Linked DNA regions of Homo sapiens: all the other regions are linked to region 3. A link is a contact called in ENCODE Hi-C or POLR2A ChIA-PET data. All regions are on one chromosome and are shown on one strand. The core of a region is the stretch at or near the end of the contact, and the rest is flanking DNA. Distances in the headings are between cores, read along the strand shown. Region 1 overlaps COBL (cordon-bleu WH2 repeat protein). Region 2 has its middle 59 kb from the start of COBL. Region 3 has its middle 23 kb from the start of COBL.

Region 1 (4,092 bases), core at 1,068-3,567, 62 kb after region 3:
TACAGTCCTTCCTCTTTATGTTGTTCAGATTAGATGATTTCTGTTGACCTGTATGCAAAGTCAGTGAGTCTGCTGTTGAGCCCATTCCTTGAGTTTTTCATTTTAGTTATTGTATTTTCAAATCTAAAATTTTCTTTTGTTTCTTCGTTATATCTTCTATTTCTTTGCCAAGACTTACTAAGTTTTCATTCATTTCAAGCGTTCTTGCCCTTAACTTAGAGCATTTTTATAACCTGTATTATTTCCTAGTCATTTTGTAAACCTCTATTATTTCCTAGACATTTTGACTATTTCATTATGGTACTCTGGCTCTTATTTAAAGCTTATGGAGAATGTTGACATATATAATTTTTAAATCTGGCAATTGACCTAGTTGGGTTCGTGTTTAAATTTCTGCTGGGCCCTTTGTGCTTGTCATTTCAATGGTAGTTAAGTTTGAAAGTCTGTACAGTGCTCTTCAGATCTTCTCATGTTTCTGCTACCGGTGGCCAGTCTGGGAACTTGGGTGGTGGTCTGTTCAGTTCTTAAAGCCACCCAGGACCAGATCCATACGTGTGCAGTTTGGGGACGCACCCAGGAGTTCACAAATGACTTTATGTTGTTCCTCCCTCTCCAAAGTGTCTCAGTGCTTTCTACTTCCCTAGACCTTTCCTTTTTGTGCTCCAGCCAGAAAACTAGGCTTTATTTACCCTGCTTTGCTGCACATATCCTGTGACTGCACCTACAGACGGGGCAAAGCAGCAGCAGAAAAGAGAAAGGAGAAAAAAGCAGTGGGGTTTACTCCATCCTCTTGGGACCACAGCTCCTCTGATCCGAGAGAAGAGTTTTCCTCTTTTTGTGTTTGAAGCTTTGCGAGTCCCTGTGCTGCCACTGTTGCTGTCACCCACTCTGCCACCTCAGGACTGCTTGTGGACTGGGGCTCATAGGAGCAGGGAGATGAGCATAATAGAGAATTCTCCCTCCTCATTAAACATTAGGGGACCCATTCCCTTCTCTTTAGCCCAGCACTAGAAGGTTTCTCTTGTAGCTCTCTCTGTCTAAGCCATTGCCCACTGCCCAGGTTTCAGGCTGCATTGAATCCAGGATTGGGAAAAAAAAAATGTTAAACTGAGTGCTGTTTTCGTGGTACTTCGAATTCTGGTCTCTAATCCCAACTTCTCAGAGTCATCAAATAGCTGTTCCTTGCATTCTGGCCAGATTTTTTTTGCTGCTCTATGTGGAGGAGAGAGGGCACAATGTGTTATTCCATCTAAATGATTTTTCTTATAAAGTGCATGTTCCTGTTATATTCAGGCAATGGAATATTATTTAATGCTAAAAAGAAATGAGCCATCAAGCCATAGAAAGACATGGAAAAACCTTAAATACATGTTACCAAGTGAAAGAAGCCAATCTGAAAAGGCCACATGCTGTATGATTCCAACTCTGTGACATTCTGGAAAAGGCAAGATAAGATCAGTGTTTGCTGTTGCCAGGGGTCAGGAGGGGGAAAGAGCAGGAACAGAGGATTTTTAGGGAAATGAAAATACTCTGTATGATACTATGATGATGAATACGTGTCATTGTACATTTGTCCTAACCCACAGAATGTGCGACACCACAGGTGAACCTTAATGTAGGTTGTGGACGCTGGGTGATAATAATGTGTCCACAGAGGTTCATCAGTGGCAACAGATGTTCCAGTCTGGTGGGGCGTGGGTTGTCGGGGAGGCTCTGCATGTGTAAGGTCAGAGGGAATACGGGCAATCTCTGCACCTCCCTCTCAACTTTGCTTTGAACTTAAAACTGCTAAAAGAAAAAAGTCTATTTTAGAAAAATGTGCCAGTTGATTTCATATTAAAATAATTGGAGAACCTGGTGAATATAGTTAAAAATTTCAGGTGATTTATTTAATAACAAAGAGGAAACAGAATTATTAAAGAAAGTATAATGCACGTTGGAAGTACATGGAGTAAATGCCACCCATTCCCTTTAGTCTTTAGTAGTTAGTCATGGCTCTCTTAATTAGCTTCTTCCATACATTTTTGGGATTATATCCCTTATGACCAGGGATTTAGTGTAGCTACTTTGAAAGATGCTGAAACTTCATGATGAATTTAAAATGTGTGCCACGCCTTTCCCATACATTTGTCAGGCAGCCTCTCTGTGTATCACTGGGTTTTTAGAAAGCCAAGCCATAGGATTATTCACTGTCAGTGCAGGACTAGTACACAGGGCAGGCCCTGATGGTAATTTGAGTATGACAACAGCTGTATCACTCCTTACAGGACTGCAAGTGTCTTAGGAGAAAAGCATTTCCCCGGCCACCTGCCGCCTGCTGCGTGGGTGCTGTGATTAGTCACAATGTGCATTGTGCTGGGTGTGTTTTGTAGTTTTGTTGTTCCTGTAATTGACAGTTATCTCCAAACTGAAATCGTCTGGAAAAGCAGATGCTACACGTTGGGGGATTTTAATTTTCCTGTTCTCTAGATGATTGGTGTCATTTTCATACTGTAAAAAAGTGTGCTGTTATTTTTGCTTTTGGTAGAAGGGCACATGGTGGGGCTGGTCTATCACTGCCTGGATTTGGAGGCTTGAGTCAAGAACCTGTCTAGGCCAGGTGCCGTGGCTCACGCCTGTAATCCCAGCACTTTGGGAGGCTGAGGTGGGTAGATCACCTGAGGTCAGGAGTTCGAGACCAGCCTGGCCAACATGGTGAAACCCCGACTCTAATAAAAATACAAAATTAGCTGGGCGTGGTGGCACACGCCTGTAATCCCAGCTACTTGGGAGGATGAGGCAGGAGAATTACTTAGAACATGGGAGGCAGAGGTTGCAGTGAGCCGAGATCGCGCCATTGCACTCCAGCCTGGCGACAGAGTGAGACTGTGTCTCAAAAAAAAAAAAAAAAAAAGATCCTGTCTAAATATAGCATGCTTGTCTCCCCAGGCAGCTGGGAGGAGGGGCCTGCATGATCATAGATGAGGGTGCCTTGTCCACCTGGCTCTGGGCTCTCACTGAGCATGCTCTTCCTTGGGACGGCTTCTCAATTCAGCTAATCTCCAGATTAGATTCACCCTGTTTGGTGTGCATGTGTGTGGGAGTCTCTGTGAATGTGGAGCTTCTAAATTTATTTATCATTTGATACGGGTATTGCGTTCTAGTATTTGCAGAGCTGGCACTCAAGGCTGGCCACTATGTTTTTAGTTCAGAGATATGATTCAGAGAGATGATTGTAGTTGAGACGTCCCTAGGGGCCCGCTGTTGATTTGTTGTGTCTCTCTGCTGTACTTCACGCAGGCACAGAGAAGAGATCAGTAAATAACGAAATGAATCTGCCCTATGATGTTGACAGATATGTCCTCTCTTACTTGCTAGTTCCTCAGAGGCAGCTTGGGAATATTGTTGGGTGGTCAGAAAGTATTTAGAGAGTCTGGGCTACAAGTGACATGACTTGTCTGTCCATCTGCTGTGCCTCTTGAGTGTTCTTACCTGGCTCTGTGCCCCCTGCTCTCACAATGCCCTGCCGTGCTGGATCCCTGTAGCAACACTGTAGGGGCGGCATTGTTACCACCTCCATTTGGCAGTGTAGAAACTACAATGGGCAGAGTATTCCACCCTTGTATCTCTCTAGCAGCCCGTCCATCCCTTCCTCTAGCCCGCTGTCCAACTTGCTATTTGTTAGTGTCTAATATACACACCATGAATTAGCCCAAAGTCGGGTGGGCGGGATGAGGGCACCGACTCTTGCTGCGTGTGAGCTGAAGTATCAGAGAGAGATTACCACTGTGTGCTCAACAGTCCTGTCGTCAATTTTTAAAGATATATTTTTTAACTTTTTATTTTGGAATAACAAAGAATTCCCACGTCGTCTTCAGCTAGATGCCACAGATGTTAACAGGTGTGTTTGCTCTATTCTCTCTCTCCTTCCCTCACAAGCACATGTGTGTATTTACACTTCTGCATGCACACATGCACACACACAGATGCACACACATACCTTCTCTCTTAGAGCAAGGCACACATATTCATGAACTCACCCTCAGGCTTCCGTGAGAGCAGACCTAGCCCATTTTAACTTAGTCGGTCATTGGCTTGGGTCCCTGCGCATGT
Region 2 (4,351 bases), core at 121-2,620, 36 kb before region 3:
GAGACCTATGTCAGGAGACTGAATTCTTCATTGGCTGAAACCCCCACTGCTAGGAGGGGCCCACCTGGAAGTCCCCATGCTGCTACCCTGCAATTCCATACTTGGGCACAGTAAGCACAGAATCAGAGATGGGACAAAGGACAGCATGGCGCACTGGGGAGCCCTGAGCCTTTCTGATGGTTACCCTGTCCCCAGGGGCCCCTTTCCTGAGGGCACACCCAGGTGTGAACTTCACTCAGCACAGGCCAGCCCCTCCAGGGCAACCCAAGCCCCTCTCTACCCTACTAGAGAGACAAATGGTGGAAATGGGGAATTGAATGGAGAGCCGAGGGGACGGGACCGGGATGGGAAGAGGGGAGGAGGCTGGGCTGATAAGTAAGAATTGTAGGGACTAAGGACATTTTCCAAGAAATTTTCTCCTAACTTTAATGTAGTTTAGGTAACAAAATAATATATGAAGTATCAATATTGACATCCTCAAAGAGGAGGAAGCTGCACATCAGAGAGCTAGTATAACTGCACGAGGCTGCACAGCAGAGACAGGATCAAAGCAGGTCCAGTGAAAACTCTATAGGCCTCCACTACAGACCCACTTCAGAAATCCACGTTCTAGAATGTTCCAGAACCGATCATGTAACACAGGTGCCAAAGTACAACTGAAAAATAAACTTTAATGTCTTGAGCTCTGCCTTTTTTTTGAAACAGGATCTCACTCTGTTGCCTCGGCTCGAGTACAGTGATGCAAACACGGCTCACTACAGCTTTGATAATCTCCTGGGCTCAAGCAGCCTTCCTACCTCAGCCTCCCGAGTAGCTGGGACTCCAAGCATGCACCTCCACACCTGGCTAATTTTTAAAATTTTTTGTAAAGATGGGGTTTTGCCATGTTGCTCAGGCTGGTCTGGAACTCTTGGCTTCAAGCAGTTTTCCTACCTCAACCTCCCAAAGTGCTGGGATTACGGGAGTGAGTCACTGTGCCCAGCTAAGACCTGCATCTTTTTTTTTTTTTTTTTTTTTTTTTTTAGAAATGAAGTCTGTGTTGCCCAGGCTGGTCTTGAACTCCTGAGCTCAAGTGATCCTCCTGCTTTGGGCTCCCAAAGTGCTAGGATTACACGCATGAGCTATCGCGCCAAGCCAAGACCTGCATCTTAAGAGGGGGACTTTAGACTGCAGGCCTCTTGCTTGCAAGTGAGATATAATTTTCCCAATCCATCCAGAAAGGTCCTTGTATCTTATATGACTCATACTAATTCTCAGAGAGTGATCATCACATTAGAGACTCTGGAGTGTACCCTGCTCATAACCTTCCTTCTGCAGAAAAAAATGTGATTCAGCAGAAAATAATGCACTATCTACACACAGCACACACTTCCTGGTTATCAGATTCTAGCCTTTTGTTGTCTTTGAGCTACTTTACAGCTCTGTAAATTGTAGGCAAATGATATATTGCCCTGTCTAGTAGAGGTTCTCCCTCACTCTCTTGTTGAAAAACCAGTTTCCATTTGCACATTCATTTCACTATTCCTGACCTGTGAATGTGACTGTTCTCAGCTGCCCTGTTGAGCTGGTTATAACGTCACCTGGCCCCCTTATGAGTTAAATAAAATGGTTAATACCTATTCATTTTCTATCTATGTGAAAGTCATAATTTCACCTTTTTTTGAAAATGATCTTGCAACACTTCCTTCATCAGGTGTTTATGACAGCTCCTTTAGGCCAGAAGAGATGCTGGGGTCCCTTGCAGGGCATCCCATCAAGTGGAGTTAAGAGCAGCCGGCAGGTAGCTTCTGTTCCCCAGGGCAGTCTCTGAATGGGAAGGGAGGCAAGGGGAGGAGGAAGAGAAGAGGGAGGGGTTCTGCCCAGTGGATGGGACAAGGTCTTAGCAAGACCTAGCTGCTTAGGCTGGGTGAAGTGGCTCATGTCTATAATCCCAGCACTTTGGGAAACAAAGCAGGGGCATCACTTCAGCCCAGGAGTTCTATTTCAGCCTGGGCAACAGAGAGAGACCCCATCTCTACAAAAACAAACAAACAAACAAACAAACAAACAAAAAACAGCCCAGCATGGTGGCTCATGTCTGTAATCCCAGCACTTTGGGATGCTGAGGCGGGTGGATCATCTGAGGTCAGGAGTTCGAGACCAGCCTGGCCAACTTGATGAAACCCCGTCTCTACTAAAAGTACAAAAATTAGCCAGGCATGGTGGTGGACGCTTGTAATCCCAACTACTCAGGAGCCTGAGACAGGAGAATCATTTGAACCTGGGAGGCAGGGGTTGCAGTGAGCCAAGATCGCGCCATTACACTCCAGCCTGGGCGACAAGAGCAAAAACTCCATCTCAAAAAACAAACAAACAAAAAAAACTAGGTTATCTCTCTGGTTAAGCTCCTAGCCAGCTATTTGACCTTGAGTTTTAACAAGGTCTTTAAGTTTTAAGGGTAAGAAAGTGTGTCAACCTCTTTAAGTTTTGAGGGTAAGGAAGGGTGTCAAAACTAACATTTATTTCCTGAGCTCTTGTTTGTCTTGTCTGGGGTGAGGCTGGAGAGGTGGGATGATTGACCACGCTGGACAAGAAGCTAGGTTTCAGCAGTTAGGCAGTCTACCTGGGATCAAGGCTCCTGATGGCGATACTGACAGTAATAACAAGAGCAGCAGGTACCATTTCTTTGGCACGCATATGCCCATATATATTATCTCATTTAGTCCCCACCACTGCCTGGAAAGAAGGATTAATCTATGATCCTATCATTCAGACAGGAAGACAAAGGCTCAAGGTCACACCACATAAATTCCGGTTCTAAATTTAGCCAAGTAATAAACCCTTTATTGCACTGCCTTCGCCTCCTAGATGTGACAGGGCAATCCTTTGGCCATTGAATCACTTCTTTCCTCACCTGTAAAAGAGAGAGAATTATTACTTTGATCATCACACGTAAAGGAATGCAATGGCAGATGACCAAATGCCATGTGGTTTCTTGAGCTGGATTCTGGAAAGGAAGAAGGGACATTAGTGGAAAAGCTGGTGAAATCCCAACAAAGTCTGGAGTTTGGTGAATCATGTTGTACCAATATCAGTTTCCTAGTTTTGACAAATGTGCCATAGTTGCGTGAGATGTTGATGGAAGGCAAACTGGTGAAGCATGTAAGAAAACTTTCTATATGATCTTTGCAATGTTTCAGTAAATCTTTTTTTTTTTTTTTTTTTTTTGAGATGGAGTCTTGCTCTATCCTCCAGGCTGGAGTGCAGTGGCATGATCTCTGCTCACTGTAACCTCTGCCTCCGGGGTTCAAGTGATTCTTCTGCCTCAGCCTCCTGAGCAGCTGGAACTACAGATGCGCACCACCACACCAGGCTAATTTTTGTATTTTTAGTAGAGACGGGGGTTTCACCGTATTGGCCAGGCTGGTCTCGAACTCCTGACCTCGTGAACCACCTGCCTTGGCCTCCCAAAGTGCTGGGATTACAGGTGTGAGCCACTGTACCCAACACTGTTTGATTTTTTTACAATAAGCCTATGATACTTTTATGATATGAATGAATATATGTTTTTAAAATTCATTTTTCTAAAAAGATAGGCTGAATCCATAAAAGAAAAAAAATAATGGACCAAAACTTAGAGAAAAGATAAGTACTGGCTGGGACTCAGAACTGTGGCCAGCCCTGGGCTGATATGTAGTTTGAGCAAACCACTGCCCTTCCCAGAGGCTCGCCTGTGAAATGGGGGTGGGCAGAAGTGGGCAGGGCAGCAACTAAGGATTGAGCTGAACTGATGACATCTCAGGCTCTTCCCAGCCTTAGCAGCTCGAGATTTTGAGGCAATCTGGATTCCCACACCTGGTTAGAGAAGCAGATTAAGGAAATGATCTGGAGTTTGGAGTTCTCTCCCTAAGAGGATAAACACCACAATATTGATAGTCCAGGCAACAAGGCCAAATTCAACCCAGAAGAATGTTTTAGATCACACCATCTCTCATCAATCCCTAATTGAACTGGAGGTATTTAACTCTTTCTTTGCCGTTTTTTATCTTCCATTCTAAATAAGTCCTTCTCAAACTAAAATGTGCATACAAATCACCTGTGAATCTTGTTAATATGAAAATGCTCAATCAACAGGTCTGAAGTGGGACCTGAAATTCTGCAATTCTAACAAGCTCCCAGGAGATGTCAGTGCTGCTGGTCCCCAGACCACTATTTAAATATCAAGTCTCAGCTGGGCACAGTGGCTCATGCCTGTAATCCCAACATTTTGGGTGACCAAGGCAGGAGGATTATTTGAGCCCAGGAGTTCCAGACCAGCCTGGGGAACATTAGTGAGACTCTGTCTGTACAAAAAATACAAAAATTGGCCAGG
Region 3 (4,612 bases), core at 339-2,838:
AATTATTCAAAAACATTTCAAAATGTTATTTTTAAATGTAAAAACTATCTTAAAGTTATATTTAGTTCTTTTAAAACTTTGTGTTATTAAAAGTGTAATGTATTACTTCATATTATCCTTAATGCCTGAGTTACATGTGTGTCATTTTAAGCACATGCCATTTAGAGAAGGCTGCAGAGAAGGAGAGGACTAAGCACTGACCAGCATTTGCTTTGCCCACTTGCAGGACACGGGTGATTGTGGCAGGGAGCCTGCCTGCAGAAGGCCCCAGAGAGAAGGGGAGGTGGGCGCTGGAAGCAGCAGGCATGGGCAGCTCTTTCATGGAGGGTGGTTCTGGCAGATGCAGAGGGGCTGGGGGCCCCCAGTGGATAATTAAGATGGAATCCATTCCAACATCTTGGTTTGCTGATGAGAGTGATCCAGCACAAAGAGAAAATATGTTGATGGGCGGGGGGATATTGGGGCAGAATTGGAGGAGCAAAGCCCTGGGTGGGAGGAGAGATGGGCCTTAGGAGCAAGAACCCACTAAAGGAGAGATGAGAAAAGGGTTTTCTCGTTGCTTATGTGTCTTCATGCAGTGATGGCCAAAGTCACCAGCTGTTTTAGAGTTCTCCAGAGAAACAGAGCTGATAGAAGATGTGTGTGTGTGTGTGTGTGTGCGCGCGCGCACATGTGTAGGAGAGATTGATTTATTATAGATACTGGCTCCTGTGGTTATGGAGGCTGAGAAGTGCTGTCTGTAAGCCAGACTCAGGAAAGCTGGTGTGTGCTTCAGTCCAAGTCCAAAACCTTAGAAAAGGTAGAAGGGGGGCAATGGTTTAAGTGTCAGTTTGAGTCCAAAGCCCCCAGAACCAGGATCTCTGATGTCCAAGGCAAAGAGAATATGGGTGTCCCAGCTTAAGCAGAGAGAGAGATAATTTGCCCTCCCTCTGCCTTTTTGTTCATTCGGCCTGTCAGTGGAGTGGATCGTGCCTACCCGCATTTACAGGCATTCTGAGGTATAGGACACTGGTAGACTGTACTCTCCAGACAGACCCCCTATGAGGTAGAGCCCAACAAGACAGGTAAGAAACATAGGTCAGGAGTTAGAGTGTGCCTCACCTTCGGGCTTCGCTAATTCCAAACCACTGAGTTGTTTTCCTCCATATCATCTAAGGTGCATGAAGTTGGTTTTTATTTTGCCTTAAGTTCATATCAATTGTTGTTGTTGTTGTTAGGCAGAGCCTTGCTCTGTCACCCAGGCTGGAGTGCAGTGGCGTGATCTCAGCTCACTGCAATCTCCACCTCCCAGGTTCAAGCAATTCTCCTGTCTGAGCCTCCCAAGTAGCTGGGACTACAGGCGTCTGCCACCACACCCGGCTAATTTTTGTACTTTTAGTAGAGACGCGGTTTCATCATGTTGGCCAGGCTGGTTTCCAACTCCTGGCCTCAGGTGAATCCGCCTGCCTTAGGCTCCCAAAGTGCTGGGATTGCAGGTGTGAGCCACCACACCTGGCCTCATATGAAACTTTTAAACATAACAAGATTTGAAAACCACCAGGCATTCCACTTGTCCAACTAATCACTAAAGAATGCACACTCGCTGCCTGAAACTCTCCCCTTTGCACCTCCCATTTTTGTGTGCACCTTGAGTGTTGTCCTCATCTTACACTGAGGACGCTGGAGCTCAGGGACACTAAGAAGCTCACCTGGATCTAATCCCAGATCTGTTCGTTCTTAGTAAATAGCATGAAAAGAATAGCGTGATAAATACTAAGCACAGCATACCTGAAAAATCAAAAGGAAGTGTGAGCTTGGTACCAACTAAGAGATAAGGAATGGAACTCTCTGAGCTCACAGGAGGTGTGTAGACCACAGAGGGCTGTCCGGACTTTGATAAGAACCTTAATAAAGAGTAAACAGTGGATTTCCTTAGTAAACAGTAGATATTTTAAAAAGTAGTTTAAACCTAACGCTTGTATTTAGCTAGGGTATCAGCCCTGTACCAGGGATCATTGTTCAGGTGAGTCCAGGAATATGATGGGAGGTCAGATGGAGTGGAAGAGCATGCTTCGGTTAGAGCCAGCCTTCCTGCATGTTCTTTCATTTGGGGGTTACACGATTTGACTTATAGTTAGAGGAACAATAACTTCTAAACTGGACATCTTTATCTCCAGCACCCTGCTCTCCCAGATATTGAAAACAGGTGGCTTGGGATATATTTGGCCTGCAGATACATATGGTTTAGTTCATAGAGTGTTTTTAAAACAGTTTTACTTAAGTATAATTGACATATAATGAACTGCATATATTTCAAGTGTGCACATTGGTAAGCTTTTTTGTTTTATTTTTTGTTTTGTTTTTTTAAATTTATTTATTTTTGAGACAGTATCTCACTCTGTCACCCAGGCTGGAGTGCAGTGGCACAATCTCGGCTCACTGCAACCTCTGCCTCCCGAGTTCAAGCAATTATCCTGTCTCAGCCTCCCGAGTAGCTGGGACTACAGGCACATGCCACCACACCTAGCTAATTTTTATATTTTTAGCAGAGATGGGGTTTTACCATATTGGTCAGGCCGGTCTTGAACTCCTGACCTCAGGTGATCCACCCGCCTCGGCCTCCCAAAGTGCTGGGATTACAGATGTGAAGCACTGCGCCCAGCCTATGTTGGTAAGTTTTGATATACATTCACACCCATGAAACCATCACTGCAATCAAGATCATGCCCAATCCATTACCCTTTGAATTGCTCCCTCCCCACCCTTTGCTACAATCCCTCCTGAACCTGCAGTCCCCAGGCAAACACTCATCTGCTTTCTGCCACTAGAGATTAATTTGCATTTTCTAGAGTTTTATAAAATGGGATTATCCAGCATGTACTCTCCATATCTGGTTACCTTCACTCAGTAGAACTATTTGGAGGGTCTTCTATGTTGCTGCATATATAAAGAATTAATTCTTGTTTATTTATTTTTACTGAGACAGCATCTCACTCTGTCACCCATACTGGATTGCAGTGGCAAGATCACAGCTCACTGCAGCCTCTAACTCCTGAGCTCAAGTGATCCTCCAACCTCAGCCCCAAGTTGGGGCTCCCACCAAGCCTCAAGGACCTACAGGGGTACACTAGCATGCCTGGCTAATTTTTTTATTGTTTTGTGGAGACAGGGTCTCACTATATTGCCCAGGCTGGTCTTGAACTCCTGGGCTCAAGTGATCCTTTCACCTCAGCCTCCCGAAGTGCTGAGATTATAGGTGTGAGCCACTGTGCCTGGCCTAATTCTTGTGTATTGATAAGTAGTAATCCATCATATATACATACCATAATTAGTTTTGCCATTTGCCCGCTGTACGCTTGTGTTGTTTCCAGTTTGGGGCCATTACAAATAAGTCTACTTGGAACATTGGTCTATAAGTCTGGGTATAGACACATACTTTCTTTTCTCATGGGTAGAGACCTAACAGTGGAATGTTGGATCATATGGTAAGTGCATATTGAATACATTGAAGTAACTTCCAACCTGTCCTCCAAGTAGCATCATTTTACATTCTCACAAGTAGTGAATGATAGTTGTAGTCCCTCCACAACCTCTCCAACACTTAATATGGTCAGCCTCACTATTTTTCGCTATTCTAATAGGTGTGTGGTAGCATTTTGTTGTCTTTAATTTACTTTACCCTAACAACTAACAAGATTTTGAACATCGTTTCATTGCTTATTATCAATCAGTATATCCTTTTGTTAAATGTCTCTTCAAATCTTTTACCTGTGTTTTTACTGGGTTGTATTTCTGCTTATTAAACAGTTTTGAGATTACATATATAATATGATTACATATATAATATGTATTTGTGTATATTATATATATATATATATATATATATATATATATTCTGAATACAAGTCCTTTATCAGATATGTGAACTGCCAATATTTTATCCCAGTCTGTGGCTTGTGATTTCATCCTGCAGGGTCTTTCAATGAGCAGAATTTTTTAAATGTTGATAAAGTCAAATTTATAACTTTTTTATGGATTGGATTTTTGGTGTCATATCTAAGAAATATTTGTCTAATCCAAGGTGATAAAACTTTTCTTCTATGTTTTCTTCTAGAAGCTTTATAATTTTAGGCCTATAATCTGTTTTGAATTAAATTTTATATGTTGTACAAATTAGAATCAAAGTCAATTTTTTTTCATTTGGAATATTCACTTGTTCCCACACCATTTGTTGAAAATCTATCCTTTCCCTACTGAATTGTCCATTTGTTGAAAATCAGTTTTTTTATAAGTGTAGGATTACTTCTGGATTCTTTATTTTGTGACATTGATATATTTGTCTACCTTTATGCTAATATTGCATGCTTCGTGCAGTGTGCTAACCAAAATTTCTTGATGGTTATAGCTTTAGGGTAAGTCTAGAGATCAGATAATGTCAGCTCCAACATTATTCTTCTTTTTCTTTCTTTCTTTTTTTTTTTTTTGAGACAGAGTTTCACTCTTGTTGCCCAGACTAGAGTGCAATGGTGCTATCTCGGCTCACTGCAACCTCTGCCTCCCGGGATCAAGTGATTCTTCTGCCTCAGCCTCCCAAGTAGCTAGGATCACAGTCATGTGCCACCATGCCTGGCTA

The links. A loop is a pair of places that touch in the nucleus more often than their neighbours do. ChIA-PET counts read pairs that join two places held with the same protein, here RNA polymerase II (POLR2A). Pooled maps may share reads with other maps.
Region 1: a map of ectodermal cell shows a loop between it and region 3 (2.7-fold over the local background). The contact joins two enhancer-like sites. A Hi-C loop is called at or near these places in 4 of 168 maps with a recorded cell type or tissue (PC-9, chondrocyte, ectodermal cell and 1 more) and 2 of 50 pooled maps. POLR2A ChIA-PET finds 5 or more read pairs at or near these places in 6 of 52 experiments (Caco-2, H1, HEK293 and 3 more).
Region 2: a map of Caco-2 shows a loop between it and region 3 (5-fold over the local background). The contact joins two enhancer-like sites. A Hi-C loop is called at or near these places in 2 of 168 maps with a recorded cell type or tissue (Caco-2 and PC-9) and 2 of 50 pooled maps. POLR2A ChIA-PET finds 5 or more read pairs at or near these places in 1 of 52 experiments (PC-9).

What each region holds. Positions count from the first base shown.
Region 1 is chr7:51,277,181-51,281,272 of GRCh38, reverse strand. The region is part of intron 1 of COBL (cordon-bleu WH2 repeat protein); the gene reads left to right. Among named protein-coding and RNA genes, the nearest start is that of COBL, 38 kb to the left of the region's middle. Within about 2 kb of position 2,317, at least 5 of the 41 ENCODE cell types and tissues checked have a DNase peak (open chromatin) inside an H3K27ac peak, as active enhancers do.
Region 2 is chr7:51,373,635-51,377,985 of GRCh38, reverse strand. No RefSeq gene overlaps it. Among named protein-coding and RNA genes, the nearest start is that of COBL, 59 kb to the right of the region's middle. Within about 2 kb of position 1,370, at least 3 of the 41 ENCODE cell types and tissues checked have a DNase peak (open chromatin) inside an H3K27ac peak, as active enhancers do; they include PC-9, where a contact is called at or near this core.
Region 3 is chr7:51,337,632-51,342,243 of GRCh38, reverse strand. No RefSeq gene overlaps it. Among named protein-coding and RNA genes, the nearest start is that of COBL, 23 kb to the right of the region's middle. Within about 2 kb of position 1,588, at least 3 of the 41 ENCODE cell types and tissues checked have a DNase peak (open chromatin) inside an H3K27ac peak, as active enhancers do; they include PC-9, where a contact is called at or near this core.